2 separate regions of the Mus musculus genome follow, and region 2 is linked to region 1. The links are chromatin loops, found by intact Hi-C in ENCODE. Cell type or tissue: gastrocnemius. All regions are shown on one strand. Each heading gives the region's core, and the rest is flanking DNA. Links, peaks and the distances in the headings are about the cores only.

The links. Hi-C counts contacts between places; a loop is a spot of excess contacts. Peaks named below come from ENCODE experiments on the same cell type or tissue, not always from the same donor. Only the 100,000 strongest peaks of a DNase experiment are listed, where the experiment ranks them.
Region 2: a loop joins it to region 1, with 4 times the contacts of the local background. A loop is called at or near these places in 27 of 42 quality-filtered maps.

What each region holds. Positions count from the first base shown.
Region 1 is chr19:46,668,085-46,677,084 of GRCm38, forward strand. Cyp17a1 (cytochrome P450, family 17, subfamily a, polypeptide 1) reads right to left here and starts at 4,916. Exons shown (of 8, transcript NM_007809.3): 1 at 4,463-4,916; 2 at 2,873-3,008; 3 at 2,454-2,683; 4 at 1,638-1,724; 5 at 1,062-1,277; 6 at 588-757; 7 at 1-33. The coding sequence starts at 4,759. Gm41857 (predicted gene, 41857) reads left to right here and starts at 512. Exons shown (of 2, transcript NR_166896.1): 1 at 512-679; 2 at 7,208-9,000. It also overlaps the pseudogene Gm6967. RefSeq lists a promoter at 4,784-5,833 and a cis regulatory region at 5,057-5,156. In gastrocnemius, for the core only: a CTCF peak has its summit at 2,766 (motif pointing right); a DNase peak (open chromatin) is centred at 2,794.
Region 2 is chr19:46,755,987-46,767,112 of GRCm38, forward strand. Cnnm2 (cyclin M2) reads left to right here and starts at 5,623. Exons shown (of 8, transcript NM_033569.3): 1 at 5,623-7,407. The coding sequence starts at 5,787. In gastrocnemius, for the core only: a CTCF peak has its summit at 4,909 (motif pointing right); DNase peaks (open chromatin) are centred at 4,623, 4,968, 5,467, 6,393 and 2 more places; H3K4me3 peaks cover 2,706 bases; H3K27ac peaks cover 2,343 bases.

The DNA.
Region 1 (9,000 bases), core at 1-5,000:
TGTGTGTCCTTCGGGATGGCAAACTCTCCAATGCTAACCCAGACGAGGAGACGAGAAAGGGAGATGGTCAGCCCCACAGCTCCACTTGGGAGCGGGGAGAACCCTCCCCCATTCTCAATCATTCCTTTCCCTCATCTTCTGGTTTCTGCCAGGATTACATCTAGATCCAGCCTTATCCACTATCTATCAACAACATGGACACGTGTGCTAGTCAGCACGCGGGTGTCTGTCTCAGAAGCTGGTGTGTGTGTGTGTGTGTGTGTGTGTGCATGTACGTGAGAGAGGGGGGTGGGTATGTACTACCACCATCTGATGAAATCGGAATATTGATCACCCTGTCCTTTAGCCCAGACCTGTGTCACCAAGGGTTGCAGAAAGTTTGGAGGGAAGCCAGATGCCTACGCAACTCAGTCAGTGGATCTCAGTGGAGGTGGATGGAGTGACTAGGGCAGGGTGATTGGCAGCAGGAGTCTCTGTTTGACTATAGATTCAACAGCAACTAAGGCCAGCTGGAACATGCCCGAGGCACAGAACGGGCTACCTAGCGGCTGCATCCTAGGCTGAGTATCTCGGGAAGAAAGGCTTACCTGGAGTCAATGTTAGCCTTGTGTGGGATGAGCAAGGGGGCCACCGGCCTGATACGAAGCACTTCTCGGATAGTGGCCTCCAGCATGAGGAGGTGAGTCCGGTCATTGAAAGACGGTGTTCGACTGAAGCCTACATACTGGTCAATCTCCTTTTGGATCTTCCTCTTCACCTGAGGGCCAGAACAAGGCCATATGACCAGCTTGTTCAAGTCTAAGAGAGACATGGGCATAGCAGAGACCAGTGGTCATACCCAGAACAGCCTGAATGATTCTATCCAGTGATGGCTCTGTAGCCTAGGCCTGGTTTCTAGAAGACAGGAAAACTTTAACCCAGAGCCAGAGTCAGCCTCTGCTTGTGTGAGAGGCAGAGTGGGGCTATAGTTATCTGTACAGAAGGCTCCAGGCATTGCCTGCCCCCCATAATGGTTGGCTGGTTGGATTCTATAGGAAGACAAGAGTTGGGGAGACACTCACCTCAGGATTGTGCACCAGGAAAGCCAGGATCCAGTTCAGCACAGAGCTAGTTGTCTCTATGCCTGCCCCAAAGATGTCTCCCACCGTGACAAGGATATGCTTATCTGAGAACACACTTGGGTCCTGGCCTTCCCCAGTGTTATTATTTTCTGCATTCATCTTGGCTTGTATCAGAATGTCTGTCAGGCTGGAGAGAGATTCACTATTGAATTTCTCCTGGGGTGAGAGACAGTGAGAGAAGAGGATGAGGAGGGAGCCTCACTTCCAACATCCCTGCCACACTCCACCCTATACCAGAGACACAGCAAGGTGTGTGAGAGTGGAGAGGGACTGGGCAGGACCTGTGAGGTGGTAGAGGTAGGGAATAGCCCTGTGCCTCCCTCTATGTCCCTCTAAGAACTGTTTCAGTTACTCACTCCCCCCTCCCATTTATTAATAGGTCAGTTTCTAGCAGTTAACCCATTATGTGCCAGCCCCCCTGCTAGGCTCTGGGGAATCTCACAGTGTCCAAAATGCATCACAGCCTTGCTCTCAAGATACCTCCAGCCTCACAGTCGCCTCTTCTTGATCACTTACCTTGCATTTTTCAAACATTTCAACCAGTGTTTTTTCTCGAATTTTAGTGTGTTCCTTTATCATTTCCAAGTTTTTATTGGGAAAAATCTGGAAAGAGAAGGAAATGTCAAATCCATCCACGCAATTAGGAAAATCCTTGGCGAGAGGCAGACTTTAGCTTTCGGTTTAAGAAAGTCTCCACGCCAGTCTGGACCTTTATCAAGAAAGGCAAGAAGATAGCGGAATGTGGTTACCAGAGACAGGAAGGACAACTTTAAACAGTGGAGTACAGGGTAGAGTCCTCATGTTCTCAATTCAATCCATCACCAAGCCCTGACAGTGTTGTGCTCTCCCTTATCATAAGTCAGACTTGAGACTAAGGACTTGGGCATGTTCCTCAAATAGGTTAAGCCTGTGTCTGTCTCTCCTCAGCACTGAGGATAACTGGGTATACCTCCTGGGGGAAGCTTCCAGTGACTAACACTTACCAGGTGCTCACTGCTGACAAATGGCAACTAGAGAATAATAGCCCTGAGTAGGAAGATACAGGACATAAAAAAAAGAGAGACACAGCAAAGTACTATAGTACATGTTTGTAGTCCTAGTACTTGGGACTTGGAGGCAGGAGGATCAAAATTTCAGAGTCATTCTCAGCTGCTTAGGTTGTTCGAGGCCAGTGTGAGCTATATGAGAGTCGGCCTGGAGGATAAAAATGCCGACCAAGTGTCTGGGGTTGTATGAGGCAGAGCAGATGACTGTGGGAAGAGTTGGAAGAGAAAGATGGTCATGGAAACTGAAAGTACTGGGGACACTGTCGCAGTGGGATCTCCTTCTCACCTTCAACCACGGGAATATGTCCACCAGATCGCTGTGGCCCAGGACATCCACAATACCCTCTGTAAAGGTCTGTATGGTAGTCAGTATCGGATCCTTGTTCTCAAAAGAGATGTTGAAGCAGATGGTACAGATGATATTGATTACTGACTTGAAGATGAGCGTAGACAGATCTCGGGACTCCCCGTCGTATGTAAGTATCAAGTCACACAGTGAGTTGGCTTCCTGACATACTGACAAGAGGGAGGAAAGTGAAGAGGAGGGATCAGTCAACGCTGTCGCCTCTGGCCAAGGTCTTATCCAGGGATAGGCATAGAGAGCTGATGGCCACTTGATGGCAGCAGCCGCTAAGAAATGGCTGCACCCAGCCGCCCAGCATCCTTCCCCAGCCCCCTAGCCCTAAGGGTTAGCCTTTCACTCACTCATCTTCTCCAGTTTCTGGTCATCCCTGAACAGGGAAAAGGTGCTGAATACCAGCTTCCGGTGCAGCTGCCAGGAGCTACTACTATCCGCAAAGGCGACGCCTTTTCCTTGGTCCGACAAGAGGCCTAGAGTCACCTTTGGAGAGCAGGCAAGGCTGTAGGCATTATCAGGCAAACTCCCGGAACTCTCAGGCTTCTCCATCTATCTATCTGCAGTCCTGATGAGTGCTGTGAGATCCCTATGCCTCTCTTACTTAGTAGGACGCCCCAAAGTCCTCACTAAAGTTCCATGAAAGGCAGTAGAGCGAGGAGACAGAAAGAACCCTGGATTTGAATGCAAGAGCCCTGGGGTTCAGGTCATTAGTAGGGTGCCCTCTGGGACTCTCTAGTTCAATTTTTGACCTGGAGAGTCAGCTATGGGTGGGATGAGCTAGGTGAGTCTGTCCTAGGGACGAGGAGACTGAGAGACTTCCAAGACAGCTCTATTTTTGTCCCCAACCACCAGGCTGCTAAAGCCATACTTGCTGGCCTGTGCACCCAGCCTCAGATCCTCATTTGGAGACAGCAGATGTTTGATCCTCCCAGGTTGGACTTAAGCTTGAGCTATCATCTCTAAAAGATGCCATCTACAAAACACAAGGGTCTAAGTCTTCATTCTCCATCCCCGACTCTCCCCAAAACCCACCAGGCTAGTCTCTTATTCACAGGGTGGTGGTGATGGTTTTATTCCCTTCCTTCCTTCCTTCCTTCCTTCCTTCCTTCCTTCCTTCCTTCTCCCCGTATAGCATTGGCAAGACCAGGCTGCCCTCAAACCCAGAGATTTACCTGCCTCTGCCTCTGCCTCCCAAGTGCTAGCCTTAAAGGCGTGTGCTGCCGTCACCTGGCCCAGTTTATTCCTTTGCTTCTGAGAGGAACCCAAACCTGAGAGAGCCTGGCAGTTGGGCAGCCACGCTGGCTGACCAGCGCATGGAAAAGGAATTTGTTTTGGCCTGTTAAAAGCTGAGGCTGGTCGTCCTCTATCGGGGTACCCAGGGGAACACTTGCAACAGGGTCATGGGAGCACAGGTGGTGTTTGTAGGATGGCTACTCAACAGTCAGCACAAATGAGAACAGATGCCCCAAGATACTACTGTATGTCCCTGTCCCTTGTCCCCTCTCCCCCTGTAATATTCCCCCAGCTATCTGTGAGCCAAAGCCATATAAGAGAAACTGCAGTCCTAGCCCTCCATGATGCCAGCCGCTTCTCCAAGCATCTTCTGGTGGAGGATGCAATCACTGCCCTATTTCCCAACAATGTCACACTTATAGAGAACTTTAGCTCTGGGTCTGGGCTAAAGGCTTTGCCTGGATATTCTAGAATGATTATCGTATCATAGAGGGGAAGGTGAGTGGCATACAGGCTTCTCAGCTCTGCAGGTCCCTGCACCATCTTGCTAGACAAGCCATTCAAGGGTTTTCCCGTTAATTCCTCCTTCCCAGTTTAGAGGTTCGGTAGGGTCTTGAGGGAGCAGTCCCACAAGTCTGATTTTGAAAGAAATAAGAACTGTACAACCCCAGGGACCGAGGAAGAGGAGGGTTGGCACTGCTTACCATCTGGGGCCGACCAGAGAATTCTTTCCCCTTCTTCACGAGCACTTCTCTGGCCAGCTGATAGTGACCGACAATCACTGCAGTTGTGGTACCCAGGCGAAGAGAATAGATGGGACCATACTTTTCCTGCAGCTTGAAGAAGTTGGCATGCATATGACCACGTCTGGGGAGAAACGGTAGACTACCCACCAGGGGCAGGAATGGAAGGCTCCTGGGGAACTTGGCATTAGGTGTCTTTGACTTGGGCCAAAAGAAATAGGCCAGGATGAGCAGCAAGAGACCCACAAGTTCCCACATGGCAGCCAGGTGTAGGCAGATGGCCAGCTGTGGAGTGGAGAAGCTACAGCAATTTCAGCAGAGAAGGAGAACTTTTAAAAGGCGTTTCTGATTGTCACCTTGAAGACGTGTTATCTCTTGGCCTGCAGAAGTTTATCCTGGAGTGTCTCCAAGCCTGAGTCCTCACCCAGAAAAGGGAGAGGAGAGGGAATTTGGCCTCCACAAGGGCTGGCTCAGATTAAGGACGAACTCCTGGAGGAGGAGCTGGCTAAAGAGCAGAGAGTTGGTCATCTCCCTGGGGCTTCTGCGCTATGGATCCTCCCAGAGGCAAATGCTATCAGATTAAGATCAAGGTTTCAGAGTGCGTGCTGTAATGTCAAAAGTGCTGCACAGTTAATAATTAATGTCATCAGGTTGCAGCTAGCCAAAGCTGTCAAAGAGACTTCAGTCTTATTATCTGATAGTTGAGGAGAGAGAGGTCTTTTAGGGTTAGTTTGCATAAGGTCACACAAGGCAGTGATGATAAGAATCCAGAAGTCATAGGCTTTCAGGTACACAGAACATCAGCTCAAGGGCCATTGCAGGTCTCTGTTCAAATAGCTTGGTTACTTTCTAGGTACATTCTCTTGAATGGGCTATTTAATATTTTCTGGAAATAAATGATTTTGTCATGTTACTATGTATAAAACGTAAAATGCATCATTTAAAATACTTTAACTAAGAGCTGGAGAGATGGCTCAGCAGTCAAGATGCCTCGTTGCTCTTCCAGAAGACCCAGGTTAGATTCCCAGCACTGACATGGTAGCTCACAACTTTCTGTACCTCTGGTTCCAGGAAAGCACCTTCTGGCCCCTGAAAGCACCCCCAACACACACGGTCTGCATACATACATGCAGGTAAAACACTCATGCCTATAAAATAATAAAACACTAGTTAAAAATCATATAAAATATCTAACTAGTATCTTAAACACAAAAATTACAGAGTAACATTTTAATTGTCATTTTAAAAATTTATTACATTTGAGCCATCTCTCTGCCTCTTTAATCATTTTTAAAGGTACATTTTAGGGACGGCAATGCCAATACTCAGCTGTAATCCCAGCAGACACAGGAGGGTTGGGCCAGCCTCAGTTTCATAGGAAGTCTGAAGTCACCCTGGGCTATAAAACACTATGGCCCACTCAAGATCAACAGCAAAAGTTTACATTTTAGGCGTATATATATATATATATATATATATATATATATATATATATGTATTGTGCAGCGAATTTTATTGATGGTATTCAAGAGGGTAGGGAGGGCTCCCTAGGCCCCTCCTGTTATTATGGGGGTCTGGGATGGAAATTGTGAGGGAGATGCTCAGAGTTGGGCTAGGGACTCCTCAGCAACCGAGGGCCTCTCTCTTGCTCTCAGTGTCCTTGCTGGGGTGGGTGGTCCAGGGTTTCTTACTCCTTGAAGGCCATGTAGGCCATGAGGTCCACCACCCTGTTGCTGTAGCCATATTCATTTTCTTACCAGGAAATGACCTTTACAAAGTTGTCATTGAGAGCAATGCCAGCCCCAACACCAAAGGTGGAAGAGTGGGAGTTGCTATTGAAGTGGCAGGAGACAACCTGGTCCTCAGTGTAGCCCAGGATGCCCTTCAGTGGGCCCTCAGATGCCTCCTTCAGCATCTTCTTGATGTCATCATACTTGGCAGGTTTCTCCAGGCGGCATGTCAGATCCACAATGGATACATTGGGGGTAGGAACACGGAAGGCCATGCCAGAGAGCTTCCCATTCAGCTCTGGGATGACCTTACCCACAGCCTTGGCAGCACCAGTGGATGCAGGGATAATATTCTGAGCAGCCCCATTGCCATCATGCCACAGCTTTCCAGAGGGGCCATCCACAGTTTTCTGAGTGGCATGGTGGCATGGACCGTGGTCATGAGCCCTTCCACAATGTCAAAGTTGTCATGGATGAATTTGACCAGGGGGGCTAAGCAGTTGGTGGTGCAGGATGCATTGCTGACAATCTTGAGTTAGTTGTCATATTTCTCATGGTTCACACCCATCACAAACATGGGGGTATCTGCAGAAGGGGCAGAAATGATGACCTTTGGGCCCCACCCTTCAAATGGGCCCCAGCCTTCTCCATGGTGGTGAAGATGCCAATAGACTCCTCGACATACTCAGCACCAGCATCACCCCCATTTGCTGTTAGCAGGGTCTTGCTCCTGGAAGATGGTGATGGGCTTCCCGTTGATGACAAACTTCCCATTCTCGGCCTTGACTGTGCCGTTGAATTTGCCATGGGTGGAGTCGTTCTGGAACATGTAGACCATGTAGTTGAGGTCAATGAAGGGGTCATTGATGGCAACAACCTCCACTTTGCAAAGTGGAGAGCAGATGGCAGTCCTGGTAACCAGGTGCCTAATACAGCCAAATCCGTTCACACCGACTTTCACTATTTTTGTCTACAGGATGAGACTGGCACTGCACAAGAAGATGCGGCTGTCTCTGGAGCAGGGAGGAGCAGAGCTAGGACACAACGTTACCCATAAGCATGAACCACTTCCAACGCTTTCCCCACTCCAGGCAGACACTGGAGCCATTAAGCAATAACTCCCCAACCTTCCCCTCCAGATCTGGATGCTTCTAAACTACTTTCTGTCTATGATGAACCTGCTACTTGTCCTCATTTTAGTTCAGTTGCTACTGCTGTCAGAAAGGCCGTGACCAAAGGCAACTTGAAGAGGAACGGAGTTATTTGGTGCACACATTTCAGGTCACGGTCACGGTCACGGTCACGGTCAGAGAAGCCAAGGCAGCAACCTGGAGGCAGCGACTGAAGCAGAGATCATGGAGCAGGGATGCTTGCCGGCTTGCTCCTTTTGCCTTCCTACATAACCCATACCACTTATCCATGGGTGGTACACCTGAGTGAGCTGTGCCCTCCCACGAAATGATTAATCAAGAAAATGTTGCTACACACTTGCCTCCTGGCCAATCTGATGAGGCAATTTCTTAGCTGGGGTTCCTTGTTTTCCAGATATGTCCATGTTTGTGTCAAGTTGGCAAGAACCAACAAGCACAATTGACCTCTTGACAACTTGACACACAAACAAACACATCACTATGTAAACATATTTTTTCCTTTCTTGCTCATCCCCAAGATCTCATCACAATATCACCAATTAATATAAAGCTGATATAACTTTAAAAGTTCCACAGTCTTTGAAAAATTGACATTAAAATTCCACAGTGTCAGCTCAGGCTTGGTGGCACACATCTTTAATCCCAGCACTCAGGAGGTGGAGACCAGTGGATTGCTATGAGTTTCAAGCCAGCTTGGTTTGCACAGTGAGAGTTCTGGGGCAACCAAGGTTACACAATGAGACTGTCTCAAAGGAGAAAAAAGAAAAAAAAAACCGAACTTTCTTTAAATGTTTCTTTAAAAGACAAATTCTCATAAGTGTGAAATCTGTAAAATCAGACATAAGTTATATACTTTCTTCTTACTCCAAGAGAGAAGAAACAGGGCAGTCATAATGAAATCAAATCAAACTCCAAGTCCAGAAGCGTAAATACGTCTGACACCTGGCACTCACCATATTTTGGGCTCCAGGGAGTTCCATTTCTCCAGCTCTGCCATTTACAGCACACACATCTCCTGTCTTACACTCAGGCCAGCTCCATTCAACAGCTGCTGTTGTGCTTGGTGGTCATGCCACGGTACTGGTATCTCCACTATGCTGGGGTCTCCACTGGAGCCGAGGCAGCACCATCGCCAGCAGCCTCTTCCAGCCCTTCTTTAGGGCTGCTGCATAGTGCCAAACCTTAGCTGTTCTCCCCAACTCCTCCATGGCTTCAAAACCAGTACCAGCTAGGGATCTTTTGCATATTATCAAGTCTGGCTGTTGGCAACTTTGGCCTCTCTGGACCACAGCTTCTCTGTGCTGAACCTGATGAGATACTCCCAGAAGATTTCACCTCAACAATGCTGATCTCTTTTTAATTACAGCAAAGGTTTCACTTCAGTGAAACTACTCTCTCTCTCACTCTCTCTCTCTCTCTAAAAAGTTTGGGGTTTTAAAAAGATGCATTTATTTTTATTTTATTAATCTGAGTGTTTTACAGCATAAGTGTAAGCACAGAAGGTATGTATTGCACTTCTGCCCACAGAAACCAGAATAGAGTGTCAGACCCCATGGACCTGGACTTACAGATGGCTGTAAATTGCTATGTGGGTTCTGAGAATTGAACCTAGTTCTCT
Region 2 (11,126 bases), core at 2,519-7,518, 90 kb after region 1:
ACACCAGAAGAGGGAGTCATATCTCGTTACGGATGGTTGTGAGCCACCATGTGGTTGCTGGGATTTGAACTCAGGACCTTCGAAGAGCAGACAGTGCTCTTAACCACTGAGCCATCTCACCAGCCCGCTTATAGCCTTCATAAAAGAGGGTAGGAGCAGTGCAGCTAATGGTCCTGTGCCAACAATACAAGACCCTGAGGACAGGACCTGAAGAATATGAGTTAGTTACCCAAGACCCCTGAGCTTAGCTCCAAGACTGGAGCTTGAACAAGAGAAAGGGGGGAATGAAGGACCCTAGGGGCTTTCTCCAGCCTTACACCCACCTGCCTCAGGTCAGGGCTAGTCCAGGTTCCATTCTCCACCCACAGGAACATTCTTGAGTAAAAAATTCTCAGAATGTGCTGACCGATGGCCACCCGACCTTTTGGAAAGTCCCAGGTAGATGCGTGTCAGGCTTGCTAGCCAATAGATTTAGAGGTCAATATGCTTAGCCAATAAGTTTAAACTGTAACCTTGCTGATGTAACCTGTGCCCCTACAAAGTATAAAAACTGCTTGTGACCGGGCAGTGGTGGCACATGACTTTTTTTTTTTTTTTTTTTTGAGTTGTGTAATTTTTTTTTCCATTTTTTATTAGGTATTTCGCTCATTTACATTTGCAATGGGCACATGACTTTAATCCCAGCACTTGGGAGGCAGAGGCAGGCGGATTTCTGAGTTCGAGACCAGCCTGGTCTACAGAGTGAGTTCCAGGACAGCCAGGGCTATACAGAGAAACTCTATCTCAAAAAAACCAAAAAACCAAAAAAACCAAAAAACTGCTTGTAATAGCCATTCGGGGTCATTGTCTCATCACTTGTTTGGAGGGACTGAGTGAGGGTGGACCCCGACACGCCCGAAAATAAACCTTTTGCTCTTGCATCTAAAAAAAAAAAATTGTTACTTAGTAACCTTATCAAGTCAGGACACTAATTAATATGACCTGGACAGCCCCCCAATAATCAAGGCAGAGTCCTATGGTCTTTCACAATCATCTTTAGCACTGTTACTGGGGGATTACCCCAATCTATTTTTCTATACCCGAGACTGTTAATTCCCCAGCTGTGTTTCCCGAGTCCTTGCTGTTAGAGTCTCCCCTGGGTTATTTCTGCTCCATCAGCCTGTCCTCAGGGGGATATTTCACCCTGCCTCATGCTGCTGGCTCGTAACATCTAATGGAGACCTCCTCTTCTCTCTGCCTTTTTTCCTTCTTCTTTCTCCTTCTCCTGTCTCCTTCTTTCTCCTCATTCTCCTCATGGTTCCTACCTGTGACCCCCAGCCCGGTAACTGAAACCCAGCCTACCTCTATTCTCCCCAGTAATTGGCTATGTGTATTAGTCAGGGTTCTCTAGAGTCACAGAACTTATGGATAGTCTCTAGATAGTAAAGAAATTTATTGATGACTTACAGTCGGCAGCCCAATTCCCAACAATGGTTCAGTCGCAGCTGTGAATGGAAGTCCAAGGATCTAGCAGTTACTCAGTCTCACACGGCAAGCAGGCGAAGGAGCAAGAGCAAGAGCTAGACTCCCTTCTTCCAATGTCCTTATATTGTCTCCAGCAGAAGGTGTCACCCAGATTAAAGGTGTGTTCCACCACACCCTTAATCCCAGATAAAAAGGTGTAGCCCAGATTAAAGGTGTGTTCCTTAAACTCGGAGATTCAATCTTCTGGAATCCATATCCACGATGGCTCAAGATCTCCAAACCAAGATCCAGATAAGGATCTCCAAGCCTCCAGATAAGAGTCACTGGTGAGCCTTCCAATTCCGGATTGTAGTTCATTCCAAATATTGTCAAGTTGACAACCAGGAATAGCCACTACACTATGGCTCTTTTTATTTAACCAATAGCTTTAAACTGTGGGGTAAGGTTTACATAGCATCATTGGCATACGTGAGGATCTGCTCATTGGGGGTTTATCAGGTCTTGGGGGGTCAGTATTTAGCACTGAATACACAGCAGCACCAGACCAACCTCCAACAAGAAACCTTTTCTCCCAGCTGTGAAAAAGCCACATTTCCCCTTTTCTTCTCAGTAGCCATGTCCAGAGAATATCTAGAAAAAGGAGGGGAGTGGGGAAAGACCCAACAAAAGCTCACAAGGCCTCCTGAGAAAACAAGCAAGCCTCAGGCTTTCCTCTAACTGAGTATTTTTATGAACTGCGGTGAAAAAAAATTCTCATTTTGCCTAAAAGGGTTCTAGCACTTAAACACGTGCTTCTGAAAAAATCCCTCCGGGCCATCAGAGTGGATTCAAGGGCAAGTCTGTGTAATTCCAGCGTGTCCCTAGTTTCTGGTTTTCCTCAGAAGACTGTGTGCTCTAGTGGCATTCAGATGTCACTCTTGGTGGGAGTGGACCCCAGCAGCAGAGCATATGTCCAAGGCCTTGGGGTTCCATCCCCTAACCCCAAATCCCATTTAGAGCATTAACTTCGAATGCTTTCCTACAACCCAGCAAATTTCAGAACAAAAACCTTCTCTATTAACCAGACCTTAGGTTAACAAAATGTATAGAGAAACACTTGTAATTTTTTTGCCATCTTTTAGAAAATCCAGTGCATGCCCCTTGGAGAGACATTTGGGTCTGGCTGCAGAGCTCATTCCTGAACCCGCAGACTGGGAGGTTTCCCTTCTGGACGGAAGAGAATTGAGCTGTCATTCTTCTCTCTTGTTTTCTAGTGAGGGATTCTGGGAGGGGAAGTTTAGTTAAGGAGGGTATTTGCAGGAGGTTTAGCTTAGCTTGAGTGACTCATTCAAGGTCGGGCAAGGAGAAAACGAAGCGAGGGTGAGACACCGCTGGCTACCTCTTAAAAATCTCAGACCCTCTGTGGCCTTTCATGGATTAAAATATGGTCGAAGTTGAGGTTTTGTGGTGTTAGCCCCCTCCCCTCCCCAGCATTTCAGGAGAGGCTTCCTACAAGCCCCATCGCCTTCTATCCCCAGAAGGATAGGTTGCGGAGCCCCAGAAACCACTCACTGCAAACCGCACCAGCAGCTTCTCTCTAACCTTAGAGAGCCTCTGAGACTGAGGGGATAACTCTAATGGAAGGAAAAATGGATTGGCTCAGGTGTCTAGACAGCTTTGTGTGTGTTGAGTATTCACGCAGAGTAGCAGCTCATATCCACCACCGAGGAGAAAGATGGCTCAGCAATGCCCCGTGTGAATCTAAGCCCGGCTCAGTTTGTGGTGTCGCCTGGGAGGTACTCTTCTGTTTTGCTTAAGTCTTGAACCTCTAGCCCGCTTCAGGATTGCTCAGACTGCACTTTCCTGACCGCTGCTTTCTCTGCACAGGAAATGTCTGTAGGGCTGGCAAGTACTTCTTCCTGTCTCTGCACTCCCACTCCAAATGGTGCATTCAATATTCGAGAACCACTAACTGTCTTCCCTCTTAGCCTGGAACACACTTTGTCCTCACATTTTCAGTTAGCTGGCTTAGAAGCCCTGTGTCTGTCCTGAACCTTTGTCAGACATCTAAAGACCTCAACTTATAAACTGTAAATACTACTCTTGTAAGCTCATAAGAGACCTAAGAATCCCATTTTCTTCATCTAAAGTGATTTTTCCAATATAGCAGTATGAGAATAGGAAGTAGGGGAAAAATCCCCCAGACACCAGAGGGCTAGGACTAGAGTTGACCATTTACTTAAAATAATCAAAGTAAAAGCTTCTTTATTTCTTTAACACTTTTTATATCATGTTTTGAATATCTATAGGTGTGTTCTAGGGTGAACTGATATAACAGTGTACAAAAATTCTAGAGAGGACAGATTATCAACCAAATGAGTAATTTACACATGGTATTAGTAAATGATCTTTGCTTTGAAGAAAAATAAGGGAGAGATGGAGTCTGGTGGCTTTGAGCAAAGCCTTTAAACAGGGCTATGTTGGCATCTGAAAGAAGTTGAGTCCCATCCACAGGACATGGCACATGCGAAGACGCCAGGAAGATCCCCTGGCAGTGACTGAGAAAATGACAGAGCCTGGTTGGGGCAGAGCTTGCAGAACCTTGTAGGCGATGAGAGCACTCTGGCTTTTGTCAGGAGATGAGGAGTTAGGGGAGGGCTCAAATATGGGAGCAATGGGCCCTGGGTTGACAAGTCATTAGTTGGAAGGTCAGGGGAATGGTTGAGGACAAGCATAAAAGAAGACAGAATTGCGGCCGGGCGTGGTGGCGCACGCCTTTAATCCCAGCACTCGGGAGGCAGAGGCAGGCGGATTTCTGAGTTCAAGGTCAGCCTGGTCTACAAAGTGAGCTCCAGGACAGCCAGGGCTATACAGAGAAACCCTGTAAACAACAACAAAACAAAACAAAACAACAAAAAAAAAAAAAAAAAAAAAAGAGAGAATTGCGAGGATACCGCTGAAATGAGCCCAGAAATCACTCGTCCTGGAAATTATAAAAAACACTGTGGGTGTTCACAAAAAAGGAAGAGTATTGTGTTTATGGAATACAAAGTAAGATCAGGAAAAACATTTTAAAACGCGCTTCAGTTGGGAGGCAGAAAGTTCAGTTTGGGAGCTACTGTGCTACCGCATCTAGTCTGATGCAATGGACTTGAGAGTCCTGGTGAGCTGTGCTCCACAATGAATCTTCTCCGGAGCTAACAGCGTTTGACCTGTGCATTTCATAATAAGCTTTCATGGGCCTTCTCAGGTTGCTCTCCCCTTCCTATTTCCCCAAATTGCCTGGGTGCACGTTAAAAAACAAAACAAAACAAAACAAAACAAAACCAAAAATAGGGTCCATCTCATTCTGTGATTATAGCAGGACTACAGGAGAATCCCTGTGATGACAAAGTTTGGGAAGCTGACCACACTTTGAGAGGTTTGTTGAGAGCTAGAAAACAGCAAAGGTCGTCCGTGAGGGCCGGCAGGTGGCGCCACATGATCGTGAGCAGCTGAGGGCTCACAGAGTCACGGAGACCGCAGGTCCTCGGCGTTGCTAGGGCCACCCTGTCACCGCGAATCTCCAGAGGAACCGCATGCAGGGGTAGTGGGCTGGGGGGCTTGACTAGTATCCCGATTTGGTTTTAGGCTATGTGCATCGTAAGCTGTCTCCAGTCCGGCTCTGGTGCTCCCAGGGAAGGAGGGCTCAGCCCATTCTGCGGCGACACGGAGCCCCGTGGAGCCCGCAAGTCCCTGCAGCAAGGACCCGAGGCCTCGCGCCTCAGGGCAGTATTGCAGGGCTGCCAAGCCGCGCGCGAGGATCTACTACAGAGACCCCACAGGGAGCGCCGCACCCGCGGACCGCTCCCTTTCATTGGCCGCCTGGAGGAAGACCACGCCCCCATCCCTACAGCGCTCATCTTTGACTGGCTCTTGCATCCGGGATGGCCACGCCTCCTCCCCGCGCATACACAAGAGTCACGCGCCTTTCAGTTGGAAACTTGGCATGCAGAGGAGGACAGTGGCCCTCATCTCCCCGCCCACCTCCCGTGCCATTGGTGCGGCACGCCGACTGCGACCACGCCCCCATTCCAGCCCCCTGGCTGGGAAGGCGGGCACCCGCTCTTGATTGGCTGGCAGACCTGCCTCTCGCGGGAGAGGCTAGCACGCCCCTCCCTCCGCTCCCTCCTCCCTCGAGCCCGGGGGTTCCTCAGCTGGCTCAGTCCGAATCAGTGTCATTCAGAGAGAAGGACAGCTAAGGGCTGGGCGCGAACGCGCGGTTGCAGTCCTGCTCGGGCGCCGGTGCCTGCGCTCGCGCCGCCGGGTGGGAAGGATGAAGCCTCAGCTGGAGCAGCCACCCTATGATTGGCTGTGGCGCTTGTGAACCCGAAGTAAAGATGGCGGGCGGGCAGGCAGCCGCCGCACTGCCCACTTGGAAGATGGCGGCGCGCCGCAGCCTCAGTGCCCGCGGCCGGGGGGTCCTGCAAGCAGCTGCGGGCCGGCTGCTGCCGCTGCTACTGCTGAGCTGCTGCTGGGGAGCGGGCGGCTGCACAGCGGCCGGCGAGAACGAGGAGACCGTGATCATCGGGCTGCGGCTGGAGGATACGAACGACGTGTCGTTCATGGAAGGGGGTGCTCTGCGGGTGAGCGAGCGGACCCGGGTCAAGCTGCGGGTGTACGGGCAGAACATCAACAACGAGACGTGGTCCCGCATCGCCTTCACTGAGCACGAGCGGCGCCGGCACACACCCAGCGAGCGTGGGCTGGGGGGCCCCGCGCCTCCGGAGCCGGACAGCGGCCCCCAGCGCTGCGGCATCCGCACCTCAGACATCATCATCTTGCCCCACATCATTCTCAATCGCCGCACATCGGGCATCATCGAGATCGAGATTAAACCGCTGCGCAAGATGGAGAAGAGCAAGTCTTATTACCTGTGCACGTCTCTCTCCACGCCCGCACTAGGCGCCGGCGGCTCCGGGTCTGCGAGTGGCACCGTCGGGGGCAAGGGTGGCGCGGGGGTGGCCGGACTCCCGCCTCCTCCGTGGGCCGAGACCACCTGGATTTACCACGACGGTGAGGACACCAAGATGATAGTGGGCGAGGAGAAGAAGTTCTTGCTGCCCTTCTGGCTGCAAGTGATCTTCATCTCGCTGCTGCTGTGCCTGTCGGGCATGTTCAGCGGCCTCAACCTGGGGCTCATGGCTCTGGACCCGATGGAGCTGCGCATCGTGCAAAACTGCGGCACGGAGAAAGAGAAGAATTATGCCAAGCGCATCGAGCCGGTGCGCAGGCAGGGCAACTACCTGCTGTGCTCGCTGCTGCTGGGCAACGTACTGGTCAACACCACGCTCACCATCCTGCTGGACGACATTGCGGGCTCAGGCCTTGTGGCGGTGGTGGTCTCCACCATTGGCATCGTCATCTTCGGAGAAATCGTGCCCCAAGCCATCTGCTCCCGACACGGCCTGGCGGTAGGGGCCAACACCATCTTCCTCACCAAGTTTTTCATGATGATGACATTCCCCGCTTCTTATCCGGTTAGCAAACTGCTGGACTGCGTCCTGGGCCAGGAGATAGGCACGGTCTATAACCGGGAAAAACTGCTGGAGATGCTCCGGGTTACTGACCCCTATAACGACCTCGTTAAGGAAGAGCTGAACATCATCCAAGGGGCGCTGGAGCTCCGCACCAAGACGGTGGAGGACGTGATGACTCCCCTCAGGGACTGCTTCATGATAACCGGCGAGGCTATCCTGGACTTCAACACCATGTCGGAGATCATGGAGAGTGGCTACACTCGAATCCCGGTGTTCGAGGGAGAACGTTCCAACATCGTGGACCTGCTCTTTGTCAAAGACTTGGCCTTCGTGGATCCGGATGACTGTACTCCCTTGAAAACCATCACCAAGTTTTACAATCACCCTTTGCACTTCGTTTTCAACGACACCAAGTTGGACGCTATGCTGGAAGAATTTAAGAAAGGTGGGCAATTTTGCTTTTTTTTTTTTTTTTTTTTTAAATTGGCTTGCTCTTTCTGTCTCCGTCCTCCTCCCTCCTTGAACCCTCTACCCCTGAGACCAACCCCCCAAGGAGAGTTGACCGGATTTTCTCCCTTTCTTAATTGCAAATTTGAAAGGATGGCATGGACTTGGGGACGGATTGAACTCGTGAGCACTTCTAGGTTTAAAAGCCCAAAACTGCCATTACTTTTTCACACCATCAAAAAACAGGCTTTGTAATTCCAGTGTTTGAAATTTGACCCTCTAGGGGCCATCTACTTCATTCATTCATTGTAGGTGAAAGAAAGTACAGACCGGCTCGCTTACATCTGATCACAGACATTTGGAAAATATTTAAGTAGCCTTAAAAAAACTCAGTGCAGTCCTCCTCTTTTTTTTTTTTTGTTTGTTTGTTTTCTTCTTCTTTTTCCTTAAACATCCATGCTGACATCTCAAAGACTGGAAGTACATTTTTGACAGTTTTGATAGATTTTATTCTTGGCTATCGGGCATCCCGCAGGGTAGATTAAGGTCTTTGAGGGTGTTACATCCACATTATTTGGATGTAACTTCTCAGGCTGGAAAAGAGGGGGTTTGTTTTCTTTAAAGCAAACTTAGTTATTAATATATAACTTGGAAAGATTAGCGGTTAAGTTAACTTTTTATGAGGCTATAACCCCCTTTCTTCACTGTTTCTGTTTATCTGACAGCAAGTACAGTTCCCTAAAGCCAAGTGTGGTTTTGGCAGAAAGCTTGAACCTGTGACAGTGGGATGGATACCATTCTTAATTATGATTTATTTCTTTATATTTTTTCCAGTTTAAAAGTGTTCTTTTAACCTTGTTTGGTCTCTTGATACATTAACATGAAGTATGTCTCCGGAGCTCCAGGCTCTAGGGCAGTCGGGGAGAGGCAAAGGCCGGGTGTCCACCATGTGGGCACTCACAGCACATGAGATTTTTGCATTGTGGTGTTGGCTGTCATATTTTGTCAGAAATAGGTGAATAGCAACTTGTACTATTCTAGTGAGACTTAGAAAGTTTCCAGTCAATAGTTAGTGTTGTTTGAAAGGCAAGGGGTGCTGAGTCTTCTCGCTGGTGCTTGGCCTGCACCACCAGCATCGCAATGTGTGTGTAACCTCGCATGACCTGAAAACCAAATTCTCATTCTTCACGTGGAATTTCGATCACTAATGGGGTCGCTAGCCCAACAAGGGCCGGGAGTACCTGGCGACAGCTCACTGGATGGGGTGCCTGCTTGTCCTCACTCCCTTTTCTTGGATGAATGGTTTCCTCTCTGGAACAGGACCACAATGCAGTAATTTTCATATAAAAAAAAATAGAGCAGAATGTGCTTCGGGGCTTAGTGATTTGCATTTAAAAGCAGGAGAGAGAAAAAACCGTCCAGTATCTCTAGCTCCAGAGCTTTGCGGGATGAGTTCAGTGCCAAGCTGCTTGTTAAGAGTGTTGAGTCTTCCCTCATCTGCGACACAGGGCGATGGCTTGAGGATGCCTCTGAGTTCCCAGTGCTGGTACAGTTGATTGTGCGCTTTGCTCTTGATGGTCTTCAGAGTTTTGCATATCGCCTTATAGATTGCTGATACCAGGCTAAGTCAGGCATCATGAGGCGCACCTGCAGCTCCAGCTACTCGGAGGTCAGTGCTAGAGAAAGCACACCTCACACTTCCCTTTAGTTCTTATCCAGGCAGACCTGCGGCATTTGGTTAAGGAGGAGAGCAAGGGGACGGCTAGCTACATCAGTCTACTAACACATTCTGAGACGCAAAGACAAATTAATTGGTGGCAAACTGGAGATTTAAGCCATGTCTTTAAAAAAACCAGAATGGCCATTTGCTAAAGAATAGGAATAATTGTTCTTTTTAATATTCCCTTTGATTTTTTTTTTTGAGAAATGAATTTGGTCAGTTTAACTTTATAGTTAGTTACATTAATTCTGTGTTCTTTTTAATTAAAAATTATTTATTTAATTTTATATGATTTTTGAGTGCGCCTGAGCATATGGCCGTGCACCTAGTACTTGCAGGAGCCCTCAGGGGTCAGGAGAGCTGTCAGATCCCCAGGAATTGGAGTTGCCAGGCCGTTGGGAGCCAACAGCCATGTGGGTGCTGGGAGCCAAACTCAGGTCCTCTGCATGGACGGTGAGTGTTTCACTACTGAGCCATCTCTGTAGCCACCTGGTCTTTTCTTTTAGTAAAATGTTTATGAAACCACATTCAACACTCAGAGAGACAGAGACAGAGACAGAGACAGAGACAGAGTCAGAGAAATTGAATCAATGGCATTTGTATTTTGATAGCAATATATTTTGACAAAAAAAGAAAAATACATTTTGTATTCATTATACCAATGATCTTCACAATATCCTTCACATTCTGGAGTAATATATACATCATTTACATACTATAAGTGATGCTATATTTGGTACGCTAACAGGAAGTTATGATTAAATTTACAGGTTCTTTTTAAAGCAGGTATTAATATTGCCCAGGTATTAGTCTTTTTTAATGTGTGAGTTAAAATTGTTCACCTGATTTCTTTTTCTTCTCATGATTTTCTAATTTAGATATAACTTTTTCTAATGTATTAGGGGCTAAACTCATGGCCTCCATGGTAGGCAAGCCCTTTACCAGTGGGTTATACCCTCAGGTCCCTGAAATAACTGAAAGATTTTTAAAGTTTATTTATTCATGTGTGTGTGTGTGTGTGTGTGGAAAGAGAGAGAGAGAGAGAGAGAGAGAGAGAGAGAGAGAGAGAGATCAGAGGACAACTGTGGGAGTTGGTTCTCTCCTTCCATCCTGCAGGTTGAACTCAGAGCTCAGGCTTGGCAGCAAGCACCCCTGTGGGCTGAGCCACCTCACCAGCTCCTGCCACCATCTGTTTTGTGTGTTTGTGATAAATAACGCATGATGTGTGGGTGCTCTGAAAACTTTCTTCTTCCGTCCCCGCTCTTATCTCCATTTCTAAAAAGCAGAAAGAGAACAAAACCAAGGCTCCCCAAATCCCACTGTAACTCCAAACTAGTTAGATCATTAACCCAGATCTCGTCGGGTATTCCCTGCAGAATTAAGCTGGTCTCTGTTGAAGCTTTTCTTGTTGCTGTTGGTAATCAGTCTGATTAGTTTTCTCTGAAGTGGTGGAGGTAGGAGGTTGGGGAGTTGGAAAGAGAACCCCTGTCTACAGCTACCGGGTAGCCTTGCTTGGGGGGGGGGGGAAGGTAGTAATGCCTGTTTTGTAGTCCGATCGTCGTGGTGATGATAAAGACGGGTCTGTGCCTTTACTTACTGTGTGCCGGGCACAGTGCTGAAGGGCCTCTGAGAAGAACCTTATTGATCTCTCATGAGGTCTGAATGCAGTGTTATCCCTATTTTGCCAATGACGACAATTGAGGCTTAGATTGAATAACTTCTTCAAGGTTACATAGTAATTCACCGATTTGGAGTTTTAACTGATGTCTGTGTGGCATCAGAATTAGCTGGGTTTTTGTTTATTTGTTTGTTTGTTTGTTATTTGTTTATTCCACGTACTAAGCTATACCTCTAGCCCCAAAACTCACTCTTTTATTCAGTCTTTTATACTAGCTTGAAATGCTGCTATTGGCATAATTTTAAATTTATTTATTTTATTGTATGTGTGAGTATGTGTGGGCACTATGCTCACTCTTGGTACTTGTGGAAGTCAGAAA